6 separate regions of the Mus musculus genome follow, and regions 2, 3, 4, 5 and 6 are each linked to region 1. The links are chromatin loops, found by intact Hi-C in ENCODE. Cell type or tissue: left cerebral cortex. All regions are shown on one strand.

Evidence for each region. Peaks named below come from ENCODE experiments on the same cell type or tissue, not always from the same donor. Only the 100,000 strongest peaks of a DNase experiment are listed, where the experiment ranks them.
Region 2: it touches region 1 in a loop (2.0-fold over the local background); 2 of 42 quality-filtered maps call a loop at or near these places.
Region 3: it touches region 1 in a loop (2.4-fold over the local background); 8 of 42 quality-filtered maps call a loop at or near these places.
Region 4: it touches region 1 in a loop (3-fold over the local background); 9 of 42 quality-filtered maps call a loop at or near these places.
Region 5: it touches region 1 in a loop (4-fold over the local background); 16 of 42 quality-filtered maps call a loop at or near these places.
Region 6: a loop joins it to region 1, with 2.7 times the contacts of the local background. A loop is called at or near these places in 11 of 42 quality-filtered maps.

What each region holds. Positions count from the first base shown.
Region 1 is chr13:60,599,734-60,603,733 of GRCm38, reverse strand. Dapk1 (death associated protein kinase 1) reads right to left here and starts at 1,787. Exons shown (of 26, transcript NM_029653.3): 1 at 1,624-1,787; 2 at 1,138-1,309. The coding sequence starts at 1,199. In left cerebral cortex, a CTCF peak has its summit at 1,892 (motif pointing left); DNase peaks (open chromatin) are centred at 603, 1,075, 1,818 and 2,131; H3K4me3 peaks cover 2,317 bases; H3K27ac peaks cover 1,693 bases.
Region 2 is chr13:60,527,419-60,531,418 of GRCm38, reverse strand. No RefSeq gene overlaps it. Among named protein-coding and RNA genes, the nearest start is that of A530001N23Rik, 21 kb to the right of the region's middle. In left cerebral cortex, no CTCF peak of the experiment used is centred here; a DNase peak (open chromatin) is centred at 1,853.
Region 3 is chr13:60,688,917-60,692,916 of GRCm38, reverse strand. All of the region lies in intron 2 of Dapk1 (death associated protein kinase 1), which reads right to left. Among named protein-coding and RNA genes, the nearest start is that of Gm35540, 5.0 kb to the right of the region's middle. In left cerebral cortex, a CTCF peak has its summit at 1,725 (motif pointing right); DNase peaks (open chromatin) are centred at 1,773 and 2,240; H3K27ac peaks cover 1,018 bases.
Region 4 is chr13:60,676,441-60,680,440 of GRCm38, reverse strand. All of the region lies in intron 2 of Dapk1 (death associated protein kinase 1), which reads right to left. Among named protein-coding and RNA genes, the nearest start is that of Gm35540, 7.5 kb to the left of the region's middle. In left cerebral cortex, no CTCF peak of the experiment used is centred here; DNase peaks (open chromatin) are centred at 984, 1,342, 1,873 and 2,191; H3K27ac peaks cover 1,695 bases.
Region 5 is chr13:60,477,360-60,481,359 of GRCm38, reverse strand. No RefSeq gene overlaps it. Among named protein-coding and RNA genes, the nearest start is that of A530001N23Rik, 29 kb to the left of the region's middle. In left cerebral cortex, a CTCF peak has its summit at 2,207; DNase peaks (open chromatin) are centred at 322, 1,780, 2,209 and 2,847; H3K4me3 peaks cover 483 bases; H3K27ac peaks cover 345 bases.
Region 6 is chr13:60,682,502-60,686,501 of GRCm38, reverse strand. The region is part of intron 2 of Dapk1 (death associated protein kinase 1); the gene reads right to left. Gm35540 (a long non-coding RNA gene) reads right to left here and starts at 536. Exons shown (of 2, transcript XR_382548.1): 1 at 1-536. In left cerebral cortex, a CTCF peak has its summit at 3,176; DNase peaks (open chromatin) are centred at 1,558, 2,036, 2,313, 3,544 and 2 more places; H3K27ac peaks cover 2,289 bases.

The DNA.
Region 1 (4,000 bases):
CCTTTTATTTACTTACTAAGATTTAAGATAATAGTATTGTCTTCCTCTGCACAGGCTCCACCGATGCCTCCAGGCTACACTGAACTTACACACATCCTGTACAGTAACTCTTTAGACCTCTCTCTTTCCTGGGCTGTCTGGATTATTACAAAGTTTTGGTTAGATATCTTTCAAAATCCTATTAGGTAATAGGTCTTCCCCCCCACCCCCACCCCCACCCCTTTTCAGTTCCCTGCCCATGAATTAAAAAAGAAGCTTGGTATGAGGCCATGGGGTATATATGGAAAAATACAAACTTCAATACACACTCTGTGTGAGTAATTGCAAGTACGTTTGTTTATAAGCCCGTTTGCCTGCTTCTGTCACAATGCCAATACACAAATTTCACAAGACAAATTTTAAATCTAGGTATGAACACTGGGCTCTCTGCGCACACAGCAGAGATCAATACACTCGGTGGGCTAATGGATACCCAGCACTCGTCAAGGGCTCCCAGTGAAATCTTCTTTGTGCACCTAGACACTGACACACTCTGCTCAGCATCGCACCCCCCACAGCGTGTTGGTACGCTCTGAATCTAGACAGCCGCCATAAATGACACCGAAGCCACCACTAACCAAGCCGGGAATTAAATTCCTGGTTGGAAGAAGTTTCAAAATCCAAGGCCAACATCTGGCAAGTTCCACGCCTGCCTACCAATCCTGGCTGGTGTTGCACTGAAAATTAGCACAAGGGGAGAGAATTGTTTAAGTGCCCATTAATTAACTTGTACGCCGCTTAAAACACACATGGGTGGTCCCTCCAGTTGCAGTTAGAATCTTTGCGTTTGCCTCATTGTCTCAAAAGGGTGAAGGCTGACAGGAGTTAGTAGTGCACACAATGAAGTCTGTTCTTATCCAGGGATTCTGACCATACCCTGTGCACAGTAACTGCACTGTGGGTTGCCTCTCCACCCCTCAGATCAGGCAGTTTATTCATGGTCCCTGGCTTTAGCTGGTTAGGCACCGGTTCCTCTGCTATCCGCCCATCTCAGAGAAGGGCCAGTCAGGGACATGCCCGGTTTAAGCAGCATCTGTTTATCGCGCAGTGCCCCCCACCACACACACACCGCGCGCTTCCGTCACCCCTTCCTGGTACCTGCCCAGTTCCTCGCCGGTGTCGTAGTAGTCGTCCACGTTTTCCTGCCTGAACACAGTCATGATAGACTGTCACGCCTCACCAAAGCCCAGGCCACTCCGGCTCCGCGGCCCGAACCATCCCCACCGCCGCCTCGCTGCTGCGAGCCCCTCATGCACCAAGCCGCAGACCTCTGAAAGACATGGGGAGAAGAATGAGACGGTAAACTCTAAAAAATCGGGGTCCCAGGGGCTGGGTCCCGATCTCGAGGCCTCCCGCGGGCAGGGGCCACGCGCCCTTTGTTAAGTCTAGGCTGGGGGACCCCCACACCCCGCATTGCCGCGCCCCAGCCCCGTGCCTGCGGTTCCCGGGCTCCTGCCTCCGCCTCCGGACAACGTGGGGACAGCTCGGGGAAGGGACACAAAGCGCCCTGCCCCGCCACCTGTTCCCCCGCCCGGCGCCCCGGCCGCCCTCCCGCTCCTCCCACTGCCTGCGGCGGCCACTCACCCGGTCCCGCAGCTGTCGCTTCGTGCGCCCTGAGCCCCGCGGCGGGTCCAGGTCCCCGGCAGCTCCGAGCGGCCTCCGCTCCTTGCGTCGGGCGCAGCTCGGCCCCGCGGGGACGCAGCCACCACCTCCTCCGCGCCCTCCTCCTCCGCTGCGCTCGCGGCTCCTCCCGGTCCGCGCTCCCGCCCCGCCGCGCGCACCCCGCACACACCCACTCGCCCGCACCGAGCGCGCGCCCCACCTGTGACTCGGCGCCCGGCTGCCCTCTGCCGCCCGCTTCGAAGAAGCCGGAGGCTTTCGTCCTCTCAGAGTGTGAACCCAAGGATCCGTGTGGGCCAGGCGACGTGCTCCGTGCCTGGAAAACCACAAAAAAAAAAAAAAAAAAAAAAAAAAAAATAGAGCAGAAATCAATAAAGTCCTGCCCCGGAGGCGCCCACACCCCGATGGAAACGATAGCAAACAAATAGCTTATAAATGAGGTCGCTCTGTTCTTCTGTGTTGACAACAAAAACCGAGAGAGGACAGCAGGGGCCTCATCAGAGGGGGCGTCTCCCGCCGCTTGTTTTGAGCTGAGATGTCTGAGATCCAGGGAGAAAAAGGTTGAACTATCACAGGCTGTCAGTACTGTGGTTGCTCAACTGAAACACAGCGAGTCCAGCTTGAGCTGTATTAAGCTTTCAATACACACCAGACACTGTTTAAGACTGTGTTAAAAAAAAAAAAAAAAAAAAAAAAAGAACGAAAATCGCCGTATGTGTGTCTTTATATTAGCTACATGTCAAAATGATGGTGCTTTGGACCTATCGGGTTAAATAAAACTTTATTAAAATAGTTACACTCGCTTTGTTTTGTTTGCTTGTTTGTTTTACAGTCAGAACAGTAGCCATTTACCTTGCATTGGATTGCTGAGGACTGGCCAGTCTGCGCAGACACTCTGGGTCCACCCGTGAAACCATTATGTCTCTCTCCCCGTGCTCCTGACTTAATAAAGTTCCTAAAGGGGATTCTATCCTGCTGCCTAGAATCGCCAAGGTTCATCCGTGAACCTGCCAAGAGTTCATATCCACACCACTGCTCAAACTCTCCATTCAACAGATATTTTCAACCGTGGAGGCTTGGGCCTAAAAGAACAAAGAGAAGCAAAAGAATGTATCAGATCCTAATCTTAACTCCGTCTCCAGCTAGGAGTGGTAGCACACACCTGTAATTCCAGCACATGGGTGAAGAAAACAGGAAGATCAGGAGCTTAAGGCCAGCCTCAGCTGTAGGAAAAGTTGAAGGTGAGGCTGGAGTACGCATCTCCAAACAAACACAAACAGCAAAAAGGTATTCCTAACGGCCCAAGGAAAGAGTCCAGCGGGCACGATAGAAGAAGGAGATTAGAATGTGCCACTGGCCTAAGTGCTAAGATGGAGAGTCAATACAAGAAGATCTTGAGAATTGACAAATACAATAAAAATAACAACAGCAACCAAAAACAACAACAACCAAATAAATAGAAGGGTGATTTACTTGGGAAGCATGCAAATAAATACATCTGCCAAAAAAAAAGAAGAAGAAGAAAGAAAGAAAAACACGGCGTAACTTATTTTCCAAGGCCACTGAAAGGGCTGGATCTACTCAGGGGCATTAGGGCTGATCAGAAGACATTTTTCTGGTGTCACGAAGAAGTAGGATGGAATTGAGAATTATAAATTTTCATCTAATATTCATGAGCCCATCTAGCAGCTGAACCGGCTTGGAGGTCTCACTCACTGGGATCTGCACTGACTCAGGCAAATCTTTTCGAAGCAGCAATTGTGATAGTTTAAAACAATGTCTTAGCGGGGAGTGGCGGTGCACGCCTTTAATCCCAGCACTCGGGAGGCAGAGGCAGGCAGATCTCTGAGTTCGAGGCCAGCCAGGTCTATAGAGTTCCAGAACAGCCAGGGCTACACAGAGAAACCCTGTCTTGTAAAACTGGAAAAAAAAAAAAAAGTCTTTAATTCCTTGGTTTTCCTAAGACAATCTGGGGTAGCCACACTGGGTGGTTTCTTCCCAATATTAGCTCCTCCCCGGGCTCCATACTCTATGGCCTCTCAGTGTCTCCTAGAACTACACAGTAAAGTCAGAGATCAGAGGAGCTAAGGAGATGCCCTAACCCTTGGGCACACCCACCCACCCACCCATCCTGCCACCAGACAGTTAACGGCTTCTAGCTCAAGTCCTGTGAAGTCATTATCGTAGGGTGATTTTTTTTATACAGCACTCTATCACCATATAAGAAAAATGTGAGAAGCTAAAGGAATTAGAAAAAGCTAAAGGAAACGTAACTTTGAAAACACACCAAGTCAAGGCTGGAGAAATTATTCTCTCAAATGAATCTTTACACAATTACATA
Region 2 (4,000 bases), 72 kb after region 1:
AGATGGCATTTTGGCTACACTGGTGGCCAGTAAGTCCCCACAGATCGTCCTGTCTCTGCTCCCCGCAGTGCTGGCATTACAAGCATGCATGTTATCCCAGCTTCTATGTGGGTGCTAGATCCAAACTCAAGTTTTCATGCTTTTGTAGCAAACCCTTCACTCACTGAGCCATCTCCCCAGCCTGCTAACTCTTTGATTTATAAGATCCAACTCTGTTGGCACTGATTTGTTATAAGCTTCCTCTCTGTGGTAAATGCCTGTTTGTGGGCCTTCTAGTAGCTGTCCTAACCTCTGTGGACCAGCTCAGATTAAATTGTGGTAATCAGAGCACCAATTGCCAATCCTTAGAAAAATAGGCTATCTATCACAATTTAGTTTTTTCGATCAGGGAATTTTGCACCTAAGAGTTTGTCTAAAGAAATATTTGCAGGGACGGCAGAAGTGGCTCAATGGTTAAGAGCACTGAATGCTCTTCCATATGACCCAAGTCTCGTTCCCATCACCTCCATGGTGGCTCACAGCCATCTGTAACTCCAGTTCCAGTAGATGTGATGCCTCTTCTTGCCTCTGCAAGCACAAGGCCATGTTGATCATACACACACACAGGCAAAGTACTCCTAAAAAAGCAATCATTTAAAATATATTTGTTCCAATGAAACATCATGATCAAATCATGTAGAGGAAAGGGTTTATTAGGCGTACACTTTCAGATTATAGTCCATCATTGGAGGAAGTCAGGACAGGAACTCAAGCAGGACTGGAACCTGGAGGCAGGAGCTGATGCAGAGGCCATGGAGGGGTGCTGCTTACTGGCTTGCTTATCATGGCTTGCTCAGCATGCTTTCTTATATAACCAGGACCACTGGCCCAGGTATGGCACCACCGACCTAGGCAGGGCCCTCCCACATCAATCACTAATTGAGAAAATGCCCAACAGGTTTGCCTATAGCCCAATCGTATGGCAGCTTTTTCTTAATTGAAGTTCCCTCCTCTCAGAAGACTTTACCCTGTGTCAAGTTGGCACAAAACTATCCAGGACAATTTGCCCATAGGATTAGGTGTGTATAGTTGTAGAGAACTTGTGTGGAATCTCTATCCCCAGGAAGACCAAAGAAAAAAATAGAAAGAAAAGCTTGTATATCTATAAATATAAATGCAACGGTTTGTTGTTATTGGGCAAGTACTCTGCACTGAGCTACATAGCAGTCCTTATTTTATCTTGGGGCCAAATCTCCCTAACTTGGCCTTGAACCTGTGATCCTCCTGCTCAGTTCAGAACATGAGACCCTGATGGTGGGGTGAGGGGAGGAAGCTCCCACAGGACCCTGAGTTTGTGTCAGTATGGATGCGGTGTAAAATAAAACTATAATAATTATTTTACATATTTCCAGAATCATATACTTAATGCCTATCCCAAAGAGATCAGCAACCTTGCAAGGTAGTCCTTGTTCAGTGTGTGCTTGCTTCCCACATCCTAAGGGAAGAATATTTTACAACCCTGGACCAGTCACATGCTTCCTAATGTTACTCTGACCTTCCACTTCAGAGGGGAAAGTACCCTTTAAGCCACCGTCTCTGGGCTCACCAGTTCATTAATTTTAGGGTTGCAAGGTCACTGCAAAGAAACCACGTGGTGAATTGCATTTTAATTTGAGCAAATTAGCATGCTTCAAGGCTAGTTTGAAGTGTGTGTGTGTGTTTAAGAGTTAATGAAAAGAAATTCTGATCTTTGTTTCTAATTAATTTTCTCCATTCTCATTTGCATTTTATTTGTTGAAGTTCTGGCTAGGCTTTGTCTGGTGAAACAAGAACTCCCCAGGGAATGGGGCTGTTCTCCAATTTGAAAATATACTTGTGATACCAAGCTGCTTGGAAGCAGAGGCCTGGGGTTAATGTGCTGTGCGTCTGCATTCTGTATCTCAATCAGCCCTTCCAATTAAGATCTGCTTTGAATCCTTCTGGTGGCTGAGGACCGGCTGAGCAACGTGGAGTCACTCGGCAGCTTCAGTGTGTGTGTGTGTGTGTGTGTGTGTGTGTGTGCATGTGTGTGTGTGTGCATGTGTGTGTGTGCATGTGTGTGTGTGTGTGTGTGCATGTGTGTGTGTGTAAGTGTGTTGTTTTTGTTTTTGGCATCCCAGCTTCGGGACCCTTTTGATAAATCTGCCACATTTTCAAAGCTGGGATACAATCAGCCTTTGAGATCTACAGCCCCAACCCAGGCAATTCCTGTCCTTGAGGAAAAGGATGTGAAGAAGGCTAGACTGTTAATGTCCCCAGTGTTGCTGGAGCTGGCCTTAGGCTCTTCCAGTCACTGTTGCCTATATTTATAGATGATCTCTAGTCTAGAAGTTAATCATTTATGGCCAATTTGCTTGGTTGTTCCCTGTGCTTTGAGTTGGAAATTAGCTTGAAAAGCTATGAGGACACTCTGGTCTAATCCATGCCCTGCCCCCTCCATCCCTGGTTCCTAGTGTTTTCTTTATAGCACTTCTCTGTCACCTCTGTCACCCCCTGACCTCCCCTGTCACCTAAACACATAGATCTGACCTTTCTTCACCTGCTAGAAATCACAGCGGTGCCAAGCAAGGTGGTTGTCAGCCTATGTCTGAACAAGGTAGCTGCAGGACCATTGCCTGCTCAGGCCCTGATGGCTGCTCACTAGCTACTCACTGAGAAACTCAGGTGTGCCAAGTATGCAGCCTCTCTCTACTACATCTCTACTACATCTCCTGCCAAAAAATCTGTCTCCTCTCACGTTTGGGAATCAGGTAGCTCTGGACCTCCAGAAGGACCACAGGGATTTGAATTGGGACTCCTCAAAGTGTTCAGTCTTGCTATCTGGACTCATGGAGAAAGGGTACTAGAACCTCCTCCCCATCTCCACCCTCCCCCAGAAATGCTTCCCGGGTCTACAGACATGAAGGGACAACCAGGGAAGTCACTGTGAAGTGAGTGGGTCTCTGGAAGCTGGTATACTAACTCTGAGAAGTACCATCTTCCCCCCTCTTTTACTGAATGTGTGTGTGTGTGTGTGTGTGTGTGTGTGTGTGTGTATAATTTTCCTCACACATATATCCTGATTATGGTTTCCCCTCCCTCTCTTCCTCCCCGCTCTTCTTTCCCTCTCATTTGGATCCATCCCTTTCTGTCATTCATTAGGAAACAAACAAGCATCTAAGGAATAATAATAAAATGTGATAGTATAATATAATTAGATTTAAAAACCTAACACATTGGAATTGGACAAAGACAAAACAAAACAAAAAACCAGGAAAAGATCCTAGGAGCAGGCACAAGGAACAGACTCACTCATTTACATACTCAAAACTTCTGTAAAAAATACTACTAAACTTGAAGCCATAATGAATATGCAAAGTGCACCATTCAGTGGCTTTCCCTGAGCCTGGGGGAGGGGGGTTTGATAGAGACATCTGGTTTAGGGCTGAGTGTTTCAAGGTCTCTCACTCTCAGCATAATGTCTCGCCATAGATCTCTGCATTTGCTCCCATCTGCTGAAGGAGGAAGCTTCTCTGATGATGGCTGAGCAAGGCGCTAATCTATGAGTATGGCAGAATGTCATTAGGAGTCATTTTATTGTTTTTGTTTTGTTTGTTTGCTTTTGTTTGTTTTACAACAGTAGTATTTGGTTTTACCCTACGTTCTTGGGCTATTTAGTCTCAGGTTCTTGGTCACCCAAGCAGTGTCAGACCTGGGTTCCATCTTGTAGAGTCGGCCTTCAGTGGAACCATACACTGGTTGTTCACTCCCACAAACTTTGTACCACCGTTGCACTAGCCTATCTTGCAGGCAGAACATCGCTGTAGAGCAAAGGTTTTGTGTCTGGGCGGTGTTTATGTTTCTCCTTCAGTAGCACACGTCAGAAGAAGGAAGGAAGATTACCTCCCTGTACCCCCAAAACACTAACATGTAGGGGTGAAGGCTCTATGTAGGCACTGATGTGTTATAATAGTGGCTCGTGTCTGAACATACCACACAAGGT
Region 3 (4,000 bases), 89 kb before region 1:
TTGCCTGGATACTGCCATGCTCCTCCTGCCTTGATGATAAGATCTCTGAACCTGTAAGCCAGTCCCAATTATCATTGTCTTTATAAAACTTGCATTGGTTGGGGGCTAGAGAGGTGGCTCAGCAGTTAAGAGCACTGACTGCTCTTCCAGAGGTCCTGAGTTTAATTCCCAGCAACCACAAGATTGCTCACAACCAACTGTATTGGGATCTAATGCCCTCTTCTGGTGTGTCTGAAGACAGCTACAGTGTACTCACATACAAAAAAATAAATAAATCTTAAAAAAAAAAAAAAAAAAAAAAACTTGCATTGGTCACGGTGTCTGTTCACAGCAATAAAACCCTAAGACATACCCCATGACCTAAACACCTGTCATGGGGTCCCACCTCTTAGAGGTTCCCACACCTTTCATGCATGGGCCACTGGGATGCCCAAATTACAGCAAGGGTAAGCTGCTTAATTGAAGCTCTAACAGATGTAGTGTTTAGAAGTCCTGACAATAGCACAAGTCTCCAGTGACAGCTATTGCTAATCTGCAAAAGCTGACATTACTTCTGCATAGTGCTTGCTTTCATCTCAACACAATGTGATATTACCCTCAAAATACTACTTTCCACAAATGTCCCCCTTGGGGGATGATAGTAGGGTGGGCTAACAAGGACCAAAAGAAAGAAGAAAATGCCCACAGGAGGCTGTATTGCTGAATGTGGCTGCTGGCTCCACCCTTCCTGACATCATCGCTCCACCCTTTCTCACTGTCCCTGCTCATGGTATGTTGCTGCTATGATAGAAAACCACAGACTGCAGCTCTGAGAGCTGAGGGCCACAGGTTGCACACAGTGCTGGCAGCTGGGTGCTCTGGGCCATACCCACTGGCCCACTGTCATCTCCTCCGGAGCATTTCCTCACTAAAAGATGGACTCCGGAAACAAGGAGCTTTCCACCTTAGTTACCTTATGGTTGCTGTGATGAGATACCATCACCAAAAGCTACTTGGTGGTAAGGCATGGCAGCTGGAGCACAAAGCTGGGAGAGCAAACTGGAAGTAGAATGAATCTACGAGCATCGGAGCCCTGGCCTGGTGACATACTTCCTCCAGCAAGGGCTGTACCTCCTAAGCCTCCTGACAGCTCCGCCATTAGGGAAAGAAGAGGTCAAAGGCCCGAGCCTATAGGGCATTCCCATTTAGACATCACATCCCAGCTCATCACAGGCAACTGTAGCAGAGGCTTAATGCCCAATGGGTCACTGGCTGATGGCTGCTAGGGTCCTTTACTTCCTTGGCAACCAGCTCTCAACCGTGGTTCTCCTGGCACCTGCTTTCTACCCCAAATTTGGACTTTGAAGATAATTCTTCCCTAGCAGCCCAACTACCAACATCAAAGGTAAAAAGGGACTTATGAAAATACTTCTAATTCGAGGGTCCCAGCATAACAACATGATCCAATTTGGAGATTAAACCAAGAACTGGAAGGGCACTAGCGATTGCTGCTAGCCCAGCAAAAGCTTAGCATGAAGTGTGGCTTCTGTGCTTGGGAACAGTCTGGACACGGCATCCTGAGTTTTCATGAGACAGCGGTGTGGAGTCCGTCCTGTGAAGTCTCCTGCTAACTGTTACTCATAAGTTCCCGTCAATACTTGTGGCACTGTTTAACAAAAGGCATACTTATTTTACTTTGTGTGCATGAGTGTTTGCCTGCCATGTGCACCTCATGCATGAGGTACCCATGGAGACCAGAAGAAGGCATCAGATCCCTGGAACAGACAGTTCTGAATCACCATGTGTATGCCAGGAACCAAATCTGGATCTCCTACAAGAGCAAAAAAAAAAATGTTCCCAGTTGCTGAGCCATCTCTCCAGCCACCTTGCAACACTTTGATGTGAGCATGTGTGTGTGTGTGTGTGTGTGTGTGTGTGGCGTGCACACACACAGAAAGAGAAAGAGAGAGAGAGAAAATGTTGAGTTGCTAGGAAGCACATCCTAGCTGAGGACTTCAAAGTGACATATGGTTCCCTCTTTCTTAGCTGAGCTCTTACACTGACCCCTCTGTCCTCTACTCTGCATCAGGTTTTGGTCTAGTTTGTTGGAGAACGAGGCATCATTGTATTTTTTTTCCGCTTTCTGTGGCGTTTCACCATTTTAGATGTCCTCCTGCGCTGTTTATTAAGCTGAGAAGATTAATGGGCCTCACAGAGAAAACAGGCATACCCGTTAAAGCATCACTCGGAGAAAGGAGCTGTTACTGTGCGTTCCATGTCAGTAAAGCGACACTACGCATTAGATGAGGACCTATAAATGGAAATGCACTTAAAAAGGCTTATGCAGCACACTTGCAGAAATGCTGTGAACAGGCTCATAAGAACCTAGAGCTTCATTTCCTGGGACAGCCCAGCACCTGCCACTAATTAATAGGCACAAATTTCCCTGAAAATGGAATGTACTACAGAATTGGAGATGGACAACCAATGCATTTAACACAAAACCTCTCAATTGATTAACCGATTAACTAATTTCAATCAATAACCAGTCATTGATCGATTTCAGTTAATTCAAGTAATGGACATGAACTCTCCGGTGGACAGACACGTAGTACTGAGATATATCCACACTTTAAAAGAGTACCAGGGATGAAGGGCAGCTGATGTGACTCATCCACAGAGCGCCTGTCTAACAAGTGCAGGACTCTAGGTTGGTCCCCAGCGCTCGCTGTGCTGGCATGAGGACCTGGTTTCATATCCCTGGCCCCTGTGTTAAAACAAAAAGTTAAACAAGGTGGCCACCAATCCTGGCACTAAAGGCTGGAAACAGGAAAATCCCCAGATCCTGCTGGCCATCCAGCTTAGCCAGTCAGTGTGTTCCAGGTTCATGGAGAGACCCTGCCTCAAATAATAAAGTTCAACAGCTACTCAAGGCAATGCCTGACCCATACATACAAACATATGCACACACTCATACACATGCTGTGTGTGTACATGCACACACAAACATACGTACACACACACACGTATACACACAAATATATACACATATATACACAGAGACACAAAACAATATTTTTTAAACCACAAATATTATTAAAAAGAGAAAAATCTTAGCTTATAAGAAATAACTGCCATCAAGGTTCCCTGTCCAGCTTATTACTACATGGCATTTGGCCACGACCCTGATCATTATTGTCCCCATAACCCTGCAAGGACCATGACATAGCTCCCCTTAGGGACAGCCACAACGCTCTAGGACTGTCATCCCTTCCACCAATGAGAAAAACAGCACTCGGGAACATTTTATAAATTGCTTATCTATCACATGTGGGTAAAGCTGCAGGAATGTCACATCGATCCTAGTCCCAAGCTCAGTGGCTGCAGTAATGTCTATGTACCGCACCAGGCTGACACCCCACTGGGGGACAGACTTTCCAGGGAAAATCTCTGAGAGAAAGATGCACTCTGAAGGCTTTGTGGATAACTACACAAAGTTAAGGTCATGCCTCTCCCTCTCTCCCCCCTCCCTCTCTTTCCCTTTCCCTCTCCCCCCTCTCTCTCTCTGAAAATGCATTAGTTAATTAAAACCAGAATTTGGAGATACTCCAAGGAGCTCCCCAACAAAAAGTGACCGGCCTTTGTATAACTATTGAAAAAACAGTCTACAGGCTGGGCATCCCTAATCAAACATCAAACTATCCACAATCCAAAATCTTTGAGCACTTCCTATGGCAAACTCCACACTACAAAACTTTGTTTCATGCTGAAAATTAACAATGTTGCATAAAGTATCTTCTGGTCACATGTGTGGGGTGGATGTGAAACAAATGAATTCCATGTCTCCTATGGGGGTCCCACCCGGGGATTCCTCACTGTGCCTATGCAAGCATTCTAGGATCAGGAAGAAGACAAAAACCATAGTGAGCGACGGATGCGTGGTGTGCATTTGAAACTGCCGGCTGCCGAAGCAGAGTTCAGCTCCAGGTACATAAGGCACATCTGCCTGTGAGAGACAAGG
Region 4 (4,000 bases), 77 kb before region 1:
GGAAACAGGCACAGAGACAGCAGAAAGCCATGTATCAGGGGCACTGGAATCATATTTAGAATGTTGGACGTCAGTGCTGGGATGAAGGTCAGTGTGCAGAGTGCTTGCCTAGTATACACCAACCACAGCAGTGTGTACACAGAGCTCAGTGGTCATTTTAGCCCTTCAGAGTAGTGGAGGTAGGAGGGTGTGGCGTTCAAGATCATCCTGGGCCTCGAGTGGCCTTGTCTGAGAGAGAGAGAGAGAGAGAGAGAGAGAGAGAGAGAGAGAGAGAAAGAGAGAGAGACAGCAGACAAGCAGATACATAAATACAAACAAACATACATGCATACATGGATTGATACATACATACATAGACAGCACACAGATATATACACATATAAATATGCATACATGGATGGATGCATGCATGCACTGATAGATGGATATATAGAGATAAGTAGATGGATAGATAGATAGACAGACAGCTAGAATAGATAGATTACATACATACATACATACATTCATGCATAGACAGATATATAGAGAGGTGGATGGATGGATGGATGATAGGATGTGCAGCCACTATCTCACTGACTCAAAACAGTCAGTGACATCTGGATAAAATGGAATTGAAATCCGCACTTATTCACGTTCTGACTCCCTTAAACACATGCAGTTAAATCTCACACAACAAAACCCCTGAAACATCCCTCTTACTGTGAAGCTAATCCAGTATCTACACTGACCTATACAACGCCCCAGTAGTGTCAGTTATCTACTTAGAAAACTTGCCTAACCATATTGTCTCCATATCATTGTAGGAAAATGGAGGACAGCTATGCCGCCTTCGTCACCGGGACACACACACACACACACTTAAGTTTTAAGACAAACATCTATAAATGCAATGGCTTCAGGACAGAGCTGCCTGACAGAAATACACAATAAGCCACAAGCGCAGACGGTCTGTGCAGTTTAAAATTCTGTAGTCCCCGCTTCAGTAAAGCAAAAGAATACAGGCCAGACTAACTTCAATAACACATTTTATTCCAGTAAAATACCATCACTCACACATTTAGACACGATGAGATTTCTTTCTATTTTTATTTATTTATTTTTCTAGACAGGGTCTCATTAATGTCGTGCTTAGGTAAGCTAAGCTCACAGAGACCCATCTGCCTCAACCTCATGCACCGTCATGCCCTGCATTCTCCACCCCCACCCCCGTCCCTCTGTTGCACACTTAGCACTCACAGCACAGCCCAGTACAAGCACTCAGTGGCTACAAACAAGGAGCGGCTGTTGTGTACAGCAACACAGCCTGAAGCTAATTTTATAGCTATAATATAAAACTGGGACACAGCACAGTATTTATAGATGGGAAGTAGACGAGATCCTTCTGAGGTAGGAGGGATGTAAACCACAGCTAATTCAGCACCCTAATCACCAGATGGGAACTGGGAGGGTCTGGGAGGGCCAGGCTGTGCACCCAGGATAACGTTCCTTCAAATGTATGAAAATCAACGAAGGGAACAGAAGAGACAGTTTACAGGATGGGAGAGAATCTTCACCAGTTATAAAAATGACAGGGGACAATCATCTAGAGTATAACAAACTCAGAAATTAAAAACTAAAATATAAAACAGATCAAACAATCAACAAATGGGCAAATGAGCTAAACAGACCGCTCCCGAAAGTATAAATACCAGTGTCCGAGAAAGACTTGAGCATGTGTTCAACACCCTTCCCTGGCTGTCAAATGAAAACGACATTAAGATTCCATCTCATCCCAGTCAGAACGGCTATCACCAAAAACAAGTGGCCACAAATGCTAATGAAGATGTGGGCAAAAAGGAACCCTGATTCATTGCTGGTGGGAGTGTACGCCTGGGAGGCTACATTGAAAATCAGGATGGAGGCTCCTTAAAAAACGACTATTCCAGCAAGAGGCCGCAGCAGAGAAGGGCACTTGGTGCAAAACCTGCAACCTGAGCTTGATCCACCGTATGCACAGGACGGAAGTCGGGATGATTCCTGCCAGTTCTCCTCCGACCTCCACACGTTGACATGGCACACAGGCATGCATGCACACACATGCACATATACACAAACAGACTCACAAACACACACACAGCAACACCGCATAATTTTTTTTAAAAAGCTTCTATGTCAGTCCTGGGGACATCTCTCAAGGAATGCATAAGTCATCATGCCACATTATACCACAGAGACACTCGCGCAGCCACATTCTCAACTGCAATCATCACAGCAGCCAAATCACAGTACCAGCCTCGACACTCATCAACAGGTAAACGGAGAAAGAAATGGGGTGCATACATACAGAGGAGTTGTATTCAGCTATATTTTTTAAAAAAATGGAAAATTGGGTCACGGGCAGGAAAATGAAACTAGAGATCATGCTAAGCAAAATAAGACAGGCTCAGAAAGTCAAACATTTTATGCTCTCTCTCACGTGTAAAGTCTAAATGTGTGAGGTAGGGAGGAGGTGAGGGCCTGCATGAAAGTATGTGTTATATGCATGGCATGAAAGCAGAAGAGTGACTATGACAAAACAGAAAACCAATGTGGTGTCGGGGGGCTGGGAGGGGACAGAGAGTTAACTTTTTCAAGCCCTGTATGGCACTAAGACGGTTTCCTTTATAAATATATTCTGCCACCTTTCCTATAGAAGTCAACTCATATCAGGCACACTGCAAGAAGCATTTGTATGCCTGGAGGCCTGGGCCAAGTCTCCATACAACCTTCTCCATGAACTCCTGTTGAGATCAACACTGGTTCCTGCACGCTAGCGTAAGGCTCTAAAAGAGAGGACAACGGTTCACACACAGCAGTCTACAAGGCAATCCATAGGTGTCCAGCTTCAGTGTGGAAGCAGGTGTGAGCAAGTTTCTGAGGTGGTCAAGGAAGAGGAAGCAAGTATTCTGACCCCTGGAGCAGTCGTGAGAATCAAAGGTGGGATTATCTCTACACACAGGTTTTACAGCACAGGAAAGCGTGTCCTCTCTCCCCGTGTCACACTTCTTGTGTGTATATGCTTGTTCATATTTATGTGGGTGAACACGTATGCAAGTGTGCATGCCTCTGTGTGTGCACGTATGTGTGCAGGCTACAGAATAACTTCAGTTACCATCCACTATTTTCTTTTTCCTTTTGAAACATGGTTTCTTGGTCTTTGTTCTACTGCTGTGAAGATGCGCTGTGACCGAAGCAATTCTTTTTTTGTTTGTTTTGTTTTGTTTGGTTGGTTGGTTTTTTGAGATAGGGTTTCTGTGTAGCCCTGGATGTCCTGGAACTTGCTCTGTAGACCAGGCTGGCCTCGAACTCAGAAATCCACCTGCCTCTGCCTCTGCCTCTGACTCTGCCTCCCAAGTGCTGGGATTAAAGGCGTGCGCCACCACCGCAGGGCCGAAGCAACTCTTACAAAGGAAAATGTGTAACTGTGGGCTTGCTCGCAGTTTCAGAAGTTTAGTTCATTATCGTGACAGTGGGTGGGGAGCATGTTGGGAACACTGCAGCACTCAGGGTGCAGGAGCAATAGCGGAGAACGACACCCTGACCCACAGGCCAAGAGCAAGGAAGAGAGACTGGGTTGGCATGGGCTTTTGAAACCTCAAAGCCTACCCCCAGTGTCACACTTCCTTCAACAGGGCCATATCTATCTGAGTCTATGGGAGCTATTCTTATTCAAACTGCCACACATGGGTCTCTCCATGGCCTAGAACTCACCAAGTAGGCTAAGCTGGCTGGTCACCAAGTCGCAGGGTTAGGGTTAGGGTTAGGGTTAAGGTTAGGGTTAGGGTTAGGGTTAGGGTTAGGGTTAGGGTTAGGGTTAGGGTTAGGGTTAGCTGTCTCTGCCTCCCCACTGCTGAGCTAACAAGCACACATTGCCATACCCAGGTATTTGATGTAGGTTCTAGTGATATAATTCAGGTCCTTCACTGACTGAGCCATCTCCCAACCCCATGCATCATTTTTCTTAAACTGCCATTTTCCTCTT
Region 5 (4,000 bases), 120 kb after region 1:
AAGGCTGCCCCCCTGGGGGTTGCTGGGAGACCGGAATGTTGCAGGACCGAGAAGACTGTGCAGCAGCTTTTGCATCAACTATCCACGTCTACTTAACCTCAAACTCCTACTGAACCCGTCCAAGGCCGGTGAAGTCGCTGCTTTCATCCTTCCTGCTTTCCACCTTTGGCCTTTGTTTCTTTGCTCCAGTCAAGGTGCTTCATTTAGGGCTAATTTTGTTTCCGTTTCTGAGAAACTCCTGGGAAGTAGTGGAGGCGCGCGGGCGCTGTGAGCTGGGGGTGGGGGGATGAAGTAGCCGGCAGTGGCACTGTGCCCGCCACGTGGCTTCTTTTCTTTCTTGTCCCTGAGACCGCAGGTGATCAGGGAACAGCTTGGAAAGGTACAATTTAAGACAACTGAGGTGTGTGCTGCTGTCCAATTTGCAAAGAGACAGCAGGGCGTCTGATGTTGCCCTGTATGGTGGATTAGTCCTGTATAAAGGCATGCAGGCAGGGTTGGAGTGATGGGGGTTGTCTTAAAGAGAGTCGGCTTCTGCGGTAAAACAAAGTTAGCACTGGCTAAATGAATGTACTTCCGGGGGCTAGGCTAGAACCCAGTGGCACGGTGAATCTCCATGAGGTTTTCAGGTCTTTAACCCAGCTTTTCTTTCTTCTTGTTTATAATTTTCCTGCTTGTTTATCTAAGACTTTAACTTGCCAGCTCAGCAACTCACATCTGTTAATATTTTGAGATTACAGTTAGCCTCAGCCAATTGGGCCTTCCTTCAATAACAGCAGAACTTAGAAGCTCGCTGCAATTACTCCTGATTCCAAACGACTGCAAAGTGTACCTCTCTGCCCAGTTCCACTTTCTCTCTCTCCCCGTTCTGATTACTGCAAGTTATGTAAATCGAGCTGGAGAAGACTTAATTTAATCAACCCGTGGGTCTGCTTACATTTGTTTAAATATTAACTACAGTCTATATGTAAAAGACCAGAGAGGGACAAACTAGTTGCTAAGCATCGCGGCCAATCACTGACACTGTCTTTGCATTGTCAGATCTCTTTGAGTCCGGCTCAAGGCTGTAGAAGGTTTCGTTGTGCACTCACCACGTGCCTGAGGTAACTCTAGAAACCCGCAGCTCCTTTAGAGACTGTCAGGAAGACATCTATTTCACCAACCATTTATGGAGATGAGGAGAGAGGACAGGACTGTGGGAAGTTGGAAAGGGGTTCTATTTTTCTTGCTGGACATTTCCATTCACTCCAGCTCATCTGCATTGCTTACCTTCCAGACCAGAGGTACCCCTCCCGCTGGGTGGGGGTGGGGGTGGGGGTGGGGATTGGCTGGGTGCTTGGAGTGTTAAGCAATCTGAGAGAAAAGGGAAACTTCTCTAAATTACAACCCAGGGCACTGGTCAGGGAGTAGAGGAAGCTACAAAGCAAAGCAGCTTCTCTGGGCAATAGTGGACCCCAACATAAAAACATTATCTCACGAAGATGCTACATGGCCTTTTGGTAGCAGGAAGTGCGAACTGCGGGTTCTGTAGGTTTCTAACTGCACTGCAGGTGCATCTTGAAGACGGAAAGAAAATGTCAGGCATAGAGGTTGTTTAGCATTACAAAACCAGCTAAGTCCTTCATACCAACACTGACCAGACCTGTAAGTGATTTACACCCCACCCCTCCCCACCCCACCCTACCCCACCTCAGCCAAATGAGTCAGGATAAGAATTTGGTGTCTGGCTTGTTTTTGTCACGGTGCCAGCTCAGAAGTGCAGTGATTGGCTGAGATACAGAACTCCACAATTAACATTAAACACAGGCAGCTGGCTGCATTTTGATTAAAACCGGCGATCAAGAGCTCTGGCAATCTGGGTTTTTGTGATGGCCGGAGCTTTATTCCCTCGTAAATACCACTGACAGTTGTTCGCGCATTGGAGCCTCTTCGTTTACTTTCTCTGTGGTTCTCTGTGTTTAAAAAATTGGCAGAAATCCTTCCAGGTGAAACAGTTTCCGTATCCATTTTCACCCTTGTGGACTGTCAGTTGGGTGGTAGAAACAGGAAAGACAGACAGACCCACGGGAGCCAAGTTCAGGGGTCCCCCACCCCGCCCCACCCCATCTCTGTCACATTTTTTTTTTTCCAGAAAATGGAGGGATTTAGCCCTTGAAGCAGCCTGGTTCTTCCAGAGGGGTGTTACGCTTTGTGGCTCTTTGGCCCCATCTTATGGACAACAGTATTATAAATCGGAGATGGACGATGGTCCTGCAGAGCAGGTGCCCCAGAAGTTTGATTTCTTATTATAAAGTCAAAGTGTAATGATGACTCGGTTTCTCCCAGACTACATTCAGGAATACCCTTAGAGTTCACCGATGTTCAGAAAATCAGTGGCGAGTATGGAAATCTTACATGTGAACATGTGAACAGAACCGTTGCGCATGGTAACTCGAAGACTGTGGTAAGGAGTATGGTGTGTCCAACTATTGTTACTGGCATTTGGGAAGCCTCTCTTTGGTTACCAGATGGTACTTTGGGGCGTTTAGTCTCTTTAATAAAATAATTTAAAAGGGGGCCGAGGAAGTGGCTCTGTGGTTAAGAGCACTGGGAGCTGAGGATCCAGGTTTGAGTCTCAGTACGTGTATAATGGCTCACAACTGTCTGTAACTCAGATTCCAAGGGCTCTGACCCCTCTTCTAGCCCCTGTGCGTACCAAACGCTGAAGTGAGACAGAGACACAGATCCAGGCAAAATAGCCCTGCGCATGGTTTTCAAAACCTTTAAAACTTTAAGAATGGATGAACACATACGGCTTTGAGACAGTTTTACCAGGGTTTAAGAGAGCATCCCTTTCGAGCAGGCAAGCTGTCACCTCTGCATCTTCAGAGAGGAGAAGACTTGAGGAGAGAAAGGGAAAACCACGGTTGGCCATGTGGACAAGCAGCCACATGGCAGAGAGGGAGGCTTTAGAAAAAGAGTAAGGCAGACCACAATGTTGAAGAAGCCCAAAGTGCTGGCAAAGCATCCTAAGACATGAGACAGAAATGAGGAGGGGAAGCTAGGATTTTCTGAATGATTCAGAAAGCAGATAGACTTATAAAGCGACATGCAGCTAGGGGTGGGATCTTGGGAATCCCAGGGGTGACATGGCCTTCCTGAAGGGTGGTCCCTTGGCTAGGTGATTGACACAGGCTAACCGAAATGTTAGGTCTCCACGCAGGCCAGAGATGCCCCCCTTGTAACCAGAAGGAGCCCTCCTTTAGTGGGTTTGTACTACCTTACCTGGACAACATTCTGTTCTCAGTTCTTGACCCTGGAACTAAGAATACGCTAAGCAAATGTTTTGCCATGGAGTCATACCCAGCTCTGTAATGTGTTCTTGGAAAATGCTAAGGAACCCGTGTGTTACATGTTCTCGCCACAAATAGAAAGCAACACAAGGCACACTATATATGTTAATTAGCCAGGTGAGTCACGCCACAAGATACTCTTTAAAACATTATGTTACAGGCAGCAGGTACATTCAGTTTTGTAAAACAAAGATGATGACGGTTTTTCTCATGAGGCACAGGAATCAAACACAAGAATTAAAGAAGGAGCTGCCCAGTGGTCTGTCTCATTTACAAGTCTGCAGTCCTCATCATCCCGATATTGTCTTATCTCTTTCAAGAGACTGGGGTCATATTAATGTAAGTTTCATGAATGGGCGATAGTACTGTTCTATTTAAGCTTTGTACATGTGTGTATATATAGAGGGAAACCTGGTATGTAAGGGTTTGGTAGCATTCAAGGTTTGGGGCATCCACTGGGAATCTTGGAACATCTGTCTGATGAGTACAGTCTATGGTATGAAGAAGATCCAGGTTTTATAGTTTCAAGTCACTGAATTTTTTTTTTACAAGCCTTCCAAGTGCTAGAGATGAGAAAGAAGCCAGAGGCACCTGTGTCCAACCGCCTTTGTGTCATAATGAGGCTGTCTCCCCTAGGTATCAGGAGCCCTCTTGAGTAGAGAGGCTGTAGA
Region 6 (4,000 bases), 83 kb before region 1:
TCCAGCTTACACTGCTAGTTTGCTCCAAGCTAGGCTCCTGTGCCCTGGGTCCTCACTGCCTAAGTAAACAATACTGGCTCAGATAAGGTCCTGACAGTTCAGCAATTTACAACCTTCAGGGATATCCAAGACAGTTCAAGCCAAGAGAACTTCTAAATGCTCCAAGACTGAATGGATGTACGGATCGTACGCAGCGGGAAGCTGTGGTGGGACCTTCGCTCGCTGTGCATAGCATCAACCCTAGGACCTCACCCCACAAAGCAGGCCTGGAGCCGTATCTGCTCATCTGTTTGTTTTTCCTTAAAGCCGAAAGAGAAGGAACAAAAGGTCGAGGCAAAATGTCACTTAACACAATCCAGACAGGGTCTCCAGTGGACCAAATAAGCAGCAACACTCCAAACATTTTCTCCAAATACAGGAAATTCCACATTAGAGTCACACTGACCACCAAGTCGAGTTTTATGAAAACACAAAAAATGTCCTGTAAAGAAAGAAAGTGCATCTGAGCTAATCCTGCAGAGACTTGACGCCCCAGGGAAGGGGGATGGGGGGTGTAGCGGGGGGGGGGGGGGGGGTGAGGGAGCACCCTCTCAGAGGCAAAGGGGAGGAGGGACGGGGTGAAGAACTCTTGGAGGAGGGTGCGGAAGGGGGTAAACATTTGGAATGTAAATAAATAAAAACATTTTAAAAAATAAAAGTTGATCTCAAATCAAAATAAGATAAAATGCAAAAAGGTGGTGGGGGGGGGGGGGAATCGCATCTGCAGGTCACCGTCATTCCGCCATCATTCAGTGGGCATGACCACATCACATGAACAGAGACTGGGGCTTCCTGCTTCAAGGTAGCATTCCAGCCACCAGGATCTGGGCTGTTTGACTATTCTGACTTCACCATGTTAATCCCTTGAGCTCTTCCTATTATTTGATCACAGTGACTCTATCTCCTTTCAGCTACTGGGACAAAGTTAACTAGGCCAGAAGGTATAATCTGCTCTGAACTCAGCAGGGTGCTCTCAGGGGACAAGTGAGAGAAGGGAGCACGGTTCATGTGTCTGCATGAAGAGAGCTGCATGAAGAGAGAGAGTGGAACCCTGCCAGGAGCTCAGCTGAAGCTCCTTATTCCAATAGAAGGAGGGAAACACAGCCAGATTTCTTCCTAGAGCCAAGATTCAAGATGGAGAGGCATCAGCTGGAGGGAAGGGGAAGCCAAACCAAACTCTGTCGGACGGACAGACGGATGGACGGACATCCGCTGTGCAGCTCAGAGCTAGCTGCAGGCACTGGGCTCAGAAAGCAGACTAAGATGCAGCTGGAAGAGCTGTGGAAAGGCTTGGCGGTGAGACCACTGTGCAAGCGCGAGGGCCTGAGCTCAGATTCTCAGCACTCACAGAAAAGGCAGCATTAGCGTGGCTGCAGGTGCCTGTAACCCCAGCGTTTGAACAGGTTGGTGGGGGAGTTGTTCATAGAGGCTTTCTGGGCAGCTAGCCTACTGGAAAAACAGTGAGTTCCAGATTCAGTCATAGATCCTGCCTCAGGGGACTAGGGCAGAGAGTGATCCTGTCTCAGGGGACTAAGGCACAGGGCATGTGACATCCTCCTCTGGCACACAAGCATAGGGACGGACGGACAGACAGACGGACAGATACACACACAACACACAAGGGAGGATGGCTTACAGAAATCATGGGAACCCCTACTGTGTATGCTGCTCTATTCTGGAAACCGTGGGCAGATCTAACAAAGGCGTCAATTTTCATTGTTCCCTCTCTTTTAGGTAGAAAGAGTTTGCCTGTGTGCTCTTCTTACAGCTGGGCTTGGGACAGAGAGTGCCACAGAGAACTACTAGTTTCATCATGCCCTGAAAAGGTCAGGTGCAGGGTGGGAAAGAGTCTAGGCAGGGGTAACTTGAAGACACTCAAGTACACCCAGCCTTGCATGGCTGCCAGCACTAGCCGCACGGCCAGCGTGTGTCAGCCATGTTTGAGTCAATGCAACTCTGCAGACTCAGGCACCCACATGCAAAGCCTCTGCTCTGTTGACCTGCTCTGGGCACTGGGGTCACAGGCTCAGGTCTGCAGGAGCTGACTGGCTGTCTGCATGGCCAGTACAAATCCTTTCCAGAGCTCCTGGCCAGGTCCTTTCCTGTGATGTCTACAGGTCTGTGAGTCAGGTGGGACGGACAGTAAGAGGCAGGGAGGAGCTGAGCAGGTCACTTCAGGCCACACGAGGCAAGCCTGGCACTCAGAGTCCCTGCTGGAGTTACTGAAGTGAGAGCCACTCTGATAAATGTGAAAGAAGATCACTGAAAGAGAAACCGGAGCTCCCTGAAAGCCTGGGCACTGGCTCCTTGCAAGCAGAACTCTCTGGAAGCCTGCCAGGAGGACGACCTCACCCCAGCGATCTGATCCCTAAACACACGAGGCTAATGGTGAGAGCCCTGAGGTAACTGTAAATTCCGCAGCCAGGAGACCGGATGCTTTGACAATATTCCTACTCTGAGGAACTGGGTGTCCACAAGCACAAACATCTTAAGCTAAACAGTAGAGAAAAACAAAAGCAATGAGTGTGTATTAAGTTTGTGACAACCTCTAAAATGGGGAGGCTGGGCAAGCCCAGTGACCTTCCTAGAGTGACGCTGGGACATAGGACATCTGGGAGACTTGGGGTGACCAACTGTGGCGGGGCCTGTAAAGAATCTACCGCAGCTTCCAAGGACCACGATCAGGCCCTGTATGAATTCCTTTTTGGTTGCCATGATAAAACACCATGACCAAAAGCAACTTACAAAGAGTTTGTTTTGGCTTACAGTTCCAGAGAGCAGGAAGCTGAGAGACCACATCTTCAGAGCAACCAGGAAGCAGAAGGGTAAACCAGCAGAGAGATGGAGCTATGCAGTCTCAAGCCCACACCCAGGGATGTACTTCCTCCAGCAAGAGTTCACCTCCTAAAAGTTCATAACCTCCCCGAACAACGTCATCAACCGAGAACTAAGTGTTCAGATACAGGAGCCACCACAGGCCAAATGGAAATGGCTCGGGTTTTGTAGCAACGGACAACCTAATAGGGATTGGCATACACGAGATGCCTGTTAGCCTGCTTCCTGTCACCGTGACAAACTGTGGCAGAGAAGGATGCTCTCCTCCCCCTGGAGTCTTAGCAAGGAACTGACCTCAGTCAAAATCTATCAAAATCATTCTAAGTATTCGTGATAAATCATTAAGTTCTTACTGCAAACGAATGAGTCAATCTGAGGCCCTAGCTGTTAGCTGTTGCAATCTCCCTTGCTGCCCTCGTGACCACAAACAAAATGACCGTGCATCAAATAATAGCCAGCTAGACTGCTCTTTTGCCAGCAAAAGCCATTCTGAACTCTCTGCAGTGTCTAAGAAAACTGCACAACAATCCCAGCTCATTGTTCATCTTCAGAAGACACGGGCTCAGCCTAGCCCGTTTCAGTTTATATCACACATTTTGCTAACACAGGCCTGGATGAACCTGCAGCCATTTCCACCTAGACCTGAGAGGGAACACTTCCCCCATATCCCAGTAGAGGGAACTGTGACAAAAACTAGAGGCAAGGCTGTGATTGGTGCAAAAACAAGCCTTCATTTGCATGCGAGCTGTGCTTTGATTGGCCCAAGCACCTTCCCTAGATTCTGTGATGAGTGGGCTGCCTCCCCTGGTGTTGCAGCATCAAGTCCAATAAAAGACTGGTCCTGAGTAGTCCTTTTTTTTTTCCCTACTCGAGTAGTGTTGGCTAAACTGATTAAACAGAGAAAAGGGCAGGCATCGGCAGAGGTATAGGCGACAGGGAAGCAGGTGAGCAGCAGGTGAGCAGCTGGCAGACCAAGCTGCTCAGCGGTGAAGTTGGTACCTGACTGACAGCTGATTAAAGCAGTTACAGCAGGAGCAGAACACAGACAGCTGAGGCTGGGAACGAAAAACATCTGTAAAGATCTGGTGGACAGAAACTGCAGGGTCTGGCTACTGGGACAGTCTCA